Regions from separate parts of the Homo sapiens genome. Here all the other regions are linked to region 1. A link is a contact called in ENCODE Hi-C data. All regions are on one chromosome and are shown on one strand. Each heading gives the region's core, a stretch centred on a gene start or an enhancer-like site at or near the end of the contact. The rest is flanking DNA. Distances are from core to core; before and after follow the strand shown.

Region 1 (2,819 bases), core at 131-2,630:
ACGCCCATGGCTTTGAAGCAACTTCCAGCATGGGTCTAACAATCCCTCAAAGTCACAATTCCATGTCATTAGCAGTGCATTTCCTTGTTTAAAAACAATATATTAAACGAAGAAATTTTCAGAATGGAGGGCAACTTTTAGTATTTTATCATTGTTTCTACAGAACTTTTCAGATTGTTACTAGCTCTGCCAAAGATAGTCTTTCTTTTAAAACTCTTCAAATACAGGGCAGGAGGTATCGTTAACATGGCAACAATAACGACTTCCCCAAATTCAAAACAAGGATCACCATCAAAACAAAACAATCAGGTGGAGTACATGGATATTGATCACTATTTCTGACAACCTGTTTTTTCCCATATGAAGGATTTGCTACTGCATTAAAACATTAAAATCTATGCCTATGTGCAACTTTCTATCTGAATATTTAAAATCCAGGCAAATTCCAATTCATATCTTGTGACATTAGCTAAATATTACTTAGCATGTTGAGCTGCATTTAAAAGGCAGAGGAAAATACTGACAACTTCCAAAACATAAAGCCTTTTAAATCTTTCCCCAAATTATCTGTGAATAAACTACCTTCAGCAGCCGCTAGACTAGAGTAGATCAAAGTTTTCCCTATACTTGAGAATGTGATCCCCACTGAAAAGGAACAGAAACTGATCATCCCTGCCACTGGAGCCAGTCCCCGGAATCTCCCCAAATACGCCTGATCGCCAGATGAAGAAGGGACACTTCTCCGGGCAGCAAAGGCTAGAGGTATCTTACCTCTGCAGGCTAGAGGAGGGGTGGAGGAGGCGGGAGGACACTGGCACGTAAGGAAGGAAATTCCGTCTTCAGCAGGCACTGGTGGGACCCGAAACCTAGGTCCCCGAAAAGCCTCAGAACCCAGGGAGGTTCCCCGAGGGGGACGCCAAGCAGGGCCAAGACTCTCCGCGCCCGGCCCCGCCTCTCTTGCCGCCACCGGGGACCCGGGACCGCGGACAGAGACAGTTGAGGCTGAGCGAGACTCCGCGGTCCCAGCCAGGTCCTACAGGAGCTCACCTGAGAGTGTCGCCTCCGCCCTCGGCTACCACGGTGCATCCCGCGGAGCCTGGCGGAGGGTGCAGTGACGCCGCCCCGACCGGCCCCAGGGCTGCCCGGCCTGGCCTCCCCGCTCCGGGGACGCACCGGGTGCCCTCCTCGCACCGGCTCCGGGGATCCGCCGGTCCGCTGGGAAGGAAGACAAGGCGGAAAGGCTGCCTCCCCTCCCTCAGGGCAAGCCACCCCCCGAGCTGCGGCTCCCTGCAGTTCTCTCTGGCGCAGGTCTGGCCCCGCTCCCCGGCCCGGGAGTCACTTCGTCAGGGGCGGCCCAGTCGCCATTACAGCCCAACAACTGACACGGAGGAGGAGCGGCGCCAGCGGCAGCGGCTGTGGCGGCGGCGCGAGGCAGGGCGGGAGCAGTCGGGCCCAGGCAAACCTCGCGAGAACTGTCCCGAGACAGTGCCACAGGCATGCCAACCTTCGGTTAGGGCCATGTTGAGTGTGGCCGAAAGGTGGGAGCGAAATAAAACAAGGAGCAGAACCGCGAAGAAGCCATGTTTGGTGCGTCGAAGTTTAAACTCGTAGGACTTGGGAGGAGCCAAGGTATATCCGCAGAAGAGACCACCCCTGCCCTTTCGCTTTGACGCTCATTGGGCCTTTTGGCTGCGCATTTCACCCCGGGCTGAGAAAACAAGCTGGGGATTCGACAAGAATGAACTCAAAGTCTGGAAACGGCAGCTTCTGAGAGTTTACAATGTTTCACCAACTGTCGTCCAAATAAGTCGTCACCCCTGTCAGAGTAGTTGCAGCTCTGCCGTTACCCACTGCTGTCACTGTGGCCGTTTTATTCGCGAGGGTTACAGTTCTGTTTAGCATGCATCTAATGACTTAAGACTCCACGCAAGTAAAACGGAGTTTCCTCCCATTAAGTATTGGCTTTGCTTTAACAGTGCTTTGAGAGGCTCTCTGTGGCCAACATATCTTCTCATATCTTTGTCCTCGTTTCCCAATCTCCGCGTGGTGAAATCATCTATCAAGACTTGGCTTAAAGGACCTCTCTTCTGCAAATAATGCCATCTTCCGCTAGGTGCTCACTGCACACAGACTCGCCGCCCACCACTTCTGTCCACCTTCTGAACTCCGATAGTTATTTACCCAGAGACTGTTTCTCATCTTTAAGTGTCGTGAAGACTTTAAGATCTGTTTTATCTCTCTATACCCCAAAATGGCCTAGCACAGTAACTAGGACATTGTAGGTGCTCAATAAATGTTTGTCGAATATCAATGACAGCAGGAGGCAGTAAATGGTCCCTCTTTGTAGGGCCTACAGCTGTGCCTGAGTAGGATGTACAGAAGTCCTGCATACGTGTGAAGTGTCTCCAGGAAGCTGCACTGGAGGGGACAGGAAATGTGGGTAATCGTATGGTGCAAGTGGTAGCAAAAAAGACAACATAAGGAAAATGTTATTTAGGTTTTGCCCAGTCTTGCTGTTTAAAGCCCTGTGTTAGATGCTTTTCATGCGCTATTTTACTGAATGTAAACAACCACCTTATTAAATATACTCACTTTTTTAAAACGAAGAAACACGTACTGGCCGGTCACAGTGGCTCACGCCTGTAATCTCAGCACTTTGCGGGGCCGAGGCGGGTGGATCACGAGGTCAGGAGTACAAGACCAGCCTGGCCAAGATGGTGAAACCCCGTCTCTACTAAAAATACAAAAATTAGCCGGGCGTGGTGGCGGGTGCCTGTAATCCCAGCTACTCGGGAGGCGGAGGCAGGAGTATCGCTTGA
Region 2 (2,819 bases), core at 213-2,712, 2.6 Mb before region 1:
GTCATCCAGGCTGGAGTGTAGTGGTACTATGTTGGCTCACTTCAACCTCCACCTCCCGGGTTCGAGCAATTCTCCTGCCTCAGCCTCCCGAGTAGCTGGGATTACAGGTGCACAACACCACACCTGGCTACTTTTTGTATTTTTAGTAGAGACGCGGTTTCACCATGTTGGCCAGGCTGGTCTTGAACTCCTGAACTCAGGTGATCTGCCTGCCTTGGCCTCCCAAAGTGCTGGGATTACAGGTGTGAGCCACCACGCCTGTCCAACAAGTATTAATTAAATGAATAATGGGTTAAGGATTTTTGAACTTTGTCCTGAAAATGATGGTGGGTCAATGATGCAGGGTGGAACAATGGATGAAGGGCTAGGAAGCAAGTCATCAATTTCTTGCTATAAATGATGACAAGGACTCGAATGGTCATCCCTTTGTAGATGAAAGCAAGAGACTTGGTGTTGGGATGAGGATGAGGGGTGGCCTCCGGGTGATGGTGCCATCTGTGGAGATGGAATAAGTGGGAGGAGGGGCAGATTTAGGAAAAGATGAGTATTTCCATTTGACACATATTCAAGATTTGTAGGTCTAAAGCTCAGCAGAGAGGCTGGGGTTAGAGAGCGAGGCCTGGGAATCCCTGGTGTATAAGGGGTGGTAGAGGCCCCGGGTCTGGATGGTGTGACACAGGTGGTCGTCAAGTGACCATGCACTACTTGTTGTTCACAAGTCCCAGGGCTTTGTCTCCCCAGCAAGACTGGGTATTCTTTGGGGATGGAAATACTTTCCACTACAGCACTAAGTACACAGTACACAGCTCATTGCTAGGAAGATAGTCAAGAACAGAACTTGTAGAGCAGAAAGGAACCTTCAAAACCAAGTTATAGGAGAGAACTGAGGCCCTACATGGTTAAATCACATGCCTGAGGTCACTCAGCTAAGCAGCCACAGAGCTGGCTGTAGGATCAGGTCTCCAGACTGCCAGTCCGGTACCCTTCTGAGAAGGCCGCACTGCCTCAGAGCTGTGAGTTGAGTGAGCTGAGAAAGGTGACAGGGCTTGGGCTTTGGGCTTACTTAGCTTCTATGAGCCTGCGTTTCATAATCAACAAGATTGTCAGGGGTTAACTGGGACCATGCTGCATGTAAAGCATTGTGTCTGGAACACAATAGGTGCTCAATATGTGTTTACTTTCCATTCCTTTCTTCCAAGAAGACCAGAATTTGCAATGACAAAGAAAGGATGCAAGAGTGATGGATGCAGTTGGCTGCTGCCACCTGAAAGGCTGCAAGACTGAGAGGTGAGTGACATGACCCCGGGCATCACATTCCTCATCAGCAGACAGAAAGTGGCTATTGCTTTCCTCCAGAAGGTGTGCAAGTAGAAGCTTTGCTCCTGGTGCCAGAGTGAGCCTGTGGCTGCTTTCCCTCCCACACTCCTCACTCCTTTCTTGGCTCCGCCCTGCTGACTCAGTGACGCAGCAGGAGGAAACTGCTCGGGCTGCAAGCAGTCTTCCAGGCTTTGCGGCTGCCAAAGGAATAATTGAGACGTCTGAGTTGAGCAGGTAAGGCAGGCAGAAGGAGGAAAGCTAGAAAACCTCGATAAGTCGATCCTGAAGAATTCTTGGGCTTTGGAGACTGGAGAGGCCAGGGGCTGGAGGACTTGGGAAGTGGGAGGGGAGCTCCCAGCCCTTGGCTGCCCGGAAGGATCTTCCTCCAGTGCCCTTCCAGAGTTCTGTCAGAGTCCACACGTCATTTATCCATGTCCTCAGTTTCTCAGGCATCTCTTTGCGACTTACTCAGGTCGCACAGAGAAAGTGAAATTGAAAGCAGGATTGTCTGTTGGAGTACTTCCGCAGGCTCGTCTCTTCTCTACTCTGATGCGTCACTCAGGGCTTCCTTGATATTTCCTCTCCTTCCCGGCTCCTTTGTTTATACCAGCCCACCTCACATCTGATTGTAATGGGGACGGTCTACACAAACACTTTGGTTCAAAGATTTCATTGCCTGGTGATCGTGTATGTGTTGCACAATTAATTAAACTTCTAAGAGGCTAATCAATTAACCTCTGAGGCTTTGAAACTGTCAGAGTGGTGAGATTGCTGAAAAAGGGTTGCTTCGTGAATTCTATAGCAGATGCAGTTATTTAAATATTCAGGTAACAGTTTCGGGCTGTCTGATGATTGAACTGGATCTGTAATTCTCAGATCTGATTGACAGTTGGACGAAATTGATAGCTGCCAGTTGCCTATTCGTGTAGTAGCTATATGCACATGTGTAGGGAGAATAGAATTCACTAAGCAATTTATTTTTTCATAACGGGATATAATTAGCTCTAACATTCATTGAGTGGCTAATATTTGCAACACTCCATACTTTAATGTACTTTACACACATGACTGTATTTATTTTTGTCTCCATTTCAGGAAATAGAAAATTGAGATTCAACAATCCAAGGTTACAGGAAGTAATAGTAAAAAATTACACAGCCACAAGCTCAAACTTAGATCTCCCTAAGGTCAGAGTACAAGCTCTTTTCACTACTGCAGATACTCCTTGACTTATGATGGGGTTACATACAGATAAACCCATCCTAAATTGAAAATATTGTAGGTCAAAAGCACATTTAATACACCTAATCTACTGAACGTCATAGCTTATCCTAGCTTACCTTAAATGTGCTCAGAACACTTACATTAGGCTACAGTTGGGCAAAATCATCTAGCTCAAAGCTTATTTTATAATAAAGTGTTAAATGTCTCATGTATTTATCGAATGCTATGCTGAAATAAAAAACAGAATGGTTGTATGTGTACTTGAAGTGTGGTTTCTA
Region 3 (2,819 bases), core at 206-2,705, 2.1 Mb before region 1:
AGGAGTATTATGTACAAAGACAAAGAGATATATGAAAGCAATATGAGTCTGGAGAAACTGTAATTTGACCTGACTAGAAGGTAAGTTGAATAATGAGAGATGACTGAAGAAGCAGACAAAGTGGAGATGGCAGATAGCCTTTCCTTCAGTTATGGTTTCAAACCCTATGAAGAAAGCTGTTGAGTTTCTATCCACCTGCATATTTTTTATTATTATTTTAGTTAGGTGTGCTTTTTTCAAAGATAAACACTCTATTCCTTTTGCTTCTTCCAGTTTTCAACTGAAGATGTGGAGACCTCTCCTCACAGATGTGTTTTGAAAATTTAAAAGCATTTTAAACAGCAACCTAAGTAAATTAATTATTCAAGACAAGACACAGACCTCTTTAATTGCTTCAAAGAAAGTAAAATACCGGGTAACTTGTCAGGTATTTGTCCAAATCTTCTTTTCCCACAACTTCTGCTCCAAAGATTATGCATTTAGTAATAATACAAAAATCTATTAACAATATTTAGATTAATACTAAAATTTAGTAATAATTTAGAAATCTCTAGTTTGAACTATTCATGAGGAAATTACAAACTACTACACATCTCTAACTGGTAGCATTCACATGCCAGCTGTGGTCTATTATTTGGTGACATGCGGGGACTGCTTCTAAGTTGTTTGAGGGGCTTCTATTTTCTGAATATATCAAGGACAAGATGATGTGACCTGCAGCCCATTGGGGGTCAAGGGGAAAGGTGGTAGAGGTGAGGGATAAGAGAAGTAAAATGTAAGTGCAAAGGCTTTATTCTCTCTGCTTATGGATCTTTCCTCATATCCCCGAACGGAGTCCACCAATTCTGCTTCCCAGTAAACAGCCTATGGGGCACCTGCCTGTAAATACCTGGAGCATCATCAGGTTGGGGGGCGGGGAATTAACAAACACCCTAAAGCCTTTGAGGTAGAAGCAACGCAGGCCCTCTTATAATGTGGGCCAACCGCCCGGCCCCAGGCTCCGCGGATCCCGCCCGGAGTGGTCTCCTGGATCCTCTCTCCTCGGGCGGGCGTCCGGTTCCCGCGCGCTCCAAAGGGCTGCCCGCAGGCCGAGACCACAAGGGGGCGGCGCCTGACCCACTCAGCGGGCAGAAAGCGCTGCCTGCTCCGCTCTCCAGGCGCCGCCCCGGCTCCCGGATGTAGGGTGCTCTCCGCCCGCCCCGCCCCCCGGGGGGTGTGGTGCCCTCCGTCCGCCTCGCCCCCCTCACCCGCAGGCCACCCGGCTTCCCACCGGATGGCGGCGGCCGGGTCCTGGAGGCCCGCAAGGCGGGCGCCGCTCAGCGATCTTCGCTGATGGGCCGCGGCGGTAAAACCTGCCCCGCCCACTCGCGGTAAGCAAAGGTACGGCCCCCCAGGCCCCGCCCCCTGTCCTGACAGATAAGCCTCCTGGCCAACCAGGCTTCTCATCTTCCTCTTAAGTTTTGCTCCGTATCCCCGCCCCAGCTTTGAGCCCCACCCCCAGCGGACAAGCTCCGCCTCCAGCCCGCCTCAGAGGAAAGTGAGCTACAGGATAGGAAGCTGCGGGTCTGCGCAGCCTGAGTGCACAGAGTACCTGTAATGCCTGTGGTGCCGGCCGGGAGGGTTGGGCCCAGAAGAAGGCAGACTAGCCCCTGCCCTGCCCAACTTCAGTCCAGCCAAAGAGAAGTAAACGAGGGAGTGGGTGTTAGGTAAGGAAAGTACCCTGACCGGACGGGTTAGGTGAGAAGGTTTCTTGGAGGAACTGAGACCGGAAGATGGAAGGAATTCGCTAGGCCAGAGGCGGGAGGGTGCCCAGGGGAGGGGACAGAGTTCCAGTAAGAGAAAATAGCAGGCCTCGGTGAGAGGATCACCATAGGTTCCAGAAACTAAAACAATTTTTGACCAATATGGCTGGAGCATAGAGTAGTCCAGCAAGAAATAAAGCTGGACAGAGAATGGAAGTCAGATTCTAGAAGACTCTAGAGGTTCACACCTCTAGAGGCTTTTAAAGTGGGAACGTGGCATAATCAGATCTACATTTCATAAAGGTCACTCTGCAGAGTGCATTGGGAGAAGATCAGACTAGGGACAGGAAAATCAGAAGACTGGCATTGATGTGGACTAGGATGGGGGCAGTGAGGATGAAGAGAGAGGGGTGGATTTGAAAGATGTTTTGCACATAGAATTAACAAATTTTGGATGAGGTGGCAGGGTAGGTGAGAATTCAAGAGAATGAAGAGTAAAGATGATTTATTTCTGCATCAGCAAGGTCAATGGTGACCATACAAGTTATCGCTCGCTCCCCTCCATATTTTTAGCACTTTCAGAGCTGTTACCTTACTGCCTTGAGTGTTTCTCTTTTGCGTAGAGAATTTATTGCTGTTCCAGATTAGAGCTTCCTTGAAGAAATGGACATCTTCAGGTTTTCCTTTGCTTAGATTGTACCGCAAATTACCCATTTGATCATTTGCTGAATGATCCAATGAATCAATGGCCCCAAGGGTTTGATCCTCAAAACTAAAAAAAAAAGCTGTCAGAAAGGCCAGTCCTCAAGAGGTACATTTATAGTCATGTGCCCCATAATGACATTTTGATCATCGATGGACTACATATATGACATTAGTCCCATAAGATTATAATGGAGCTGAAAAATTCTTATCACCTAGCGACAAAGCCATTGTAACACTGTACCGCAATGTATTACTCACATGTTTGTTGTGATGCTGGTGTAAACAAACCTACCATGCTGCCAGTCATATAAAAAGGTAGCACACATGATTATGTGCAATACATAATACTTCAAAATGATAATAAACGACTGT

Evidence for each region. Hi-C counts contacts between places; a loop is a spot of excess contacts on that map. Pooled maps may share reads with other maps.
Region 2: a loop to region 1 is called in a pooled map, with 10 times the contacts of the local background. The contact joins the promoter of RNASEL here to the promoter of CEP350 in region 1. A Hi-C loop is called at or near these places in 5 of 50 pooled maps.
Region 3: a map of naive thymus-derived CD4-positive, alpha-beta T cell shows a loop between it and region 1 (13-fold over the local background). The contact joins the enhancer-like site here to the promoter of CEP350 in region 1. A Hi-C loop is called at or near these places in 1 of 168 maps with a recorded cell type or tissue (naive thymus-derived CD4-positive, alpha-beta T cell), 1 of 37 single-sample maps with no recorded cell type and 8 of 50 pooled maps.

What each region holds. Positions count from the first base shown.
Region 1 is chr1:179,953,371-179,956,189 of GRCh38, reverse strand. It overlaps CEP350 (centrosomal protein 350), which reads right to left and starts at 1,380. Exons shown (of 38, transcript NM_014810.5): 1 at 1,048-1,380. RefSeq lists a silencer at 946-1,395 and an enhancer at 1,183-1,684.
Region 2 is chr1:182,587,899-182,590,717 of GRCh38, reverse strand. It overlaps RNASEL (ribonuclease L), which reads left to right and starts at 1,462. Exons shown (of 7, transcript NM_021133.4): 1 at 1,462-1,551. RefSeq lists an enhancer at 1,587-1,746.
Region 3 is chr1:182,028,372-182,031,190 of GRCh38, reverse strand. No RefSeq gene overlaps it. Among named protein-coding and RNA genes, the nearest start is that of ZNF648, 32 kb to the left of the region's middle. RefSeq lists a silencer at 1,074-1,463. Within about 2 kb of position 1,455, at least 30 of the 41 ENCODE cell types and tissues checked have a DNase peak (open chromatin) inside an H3K27ac peak, as active enhancers do.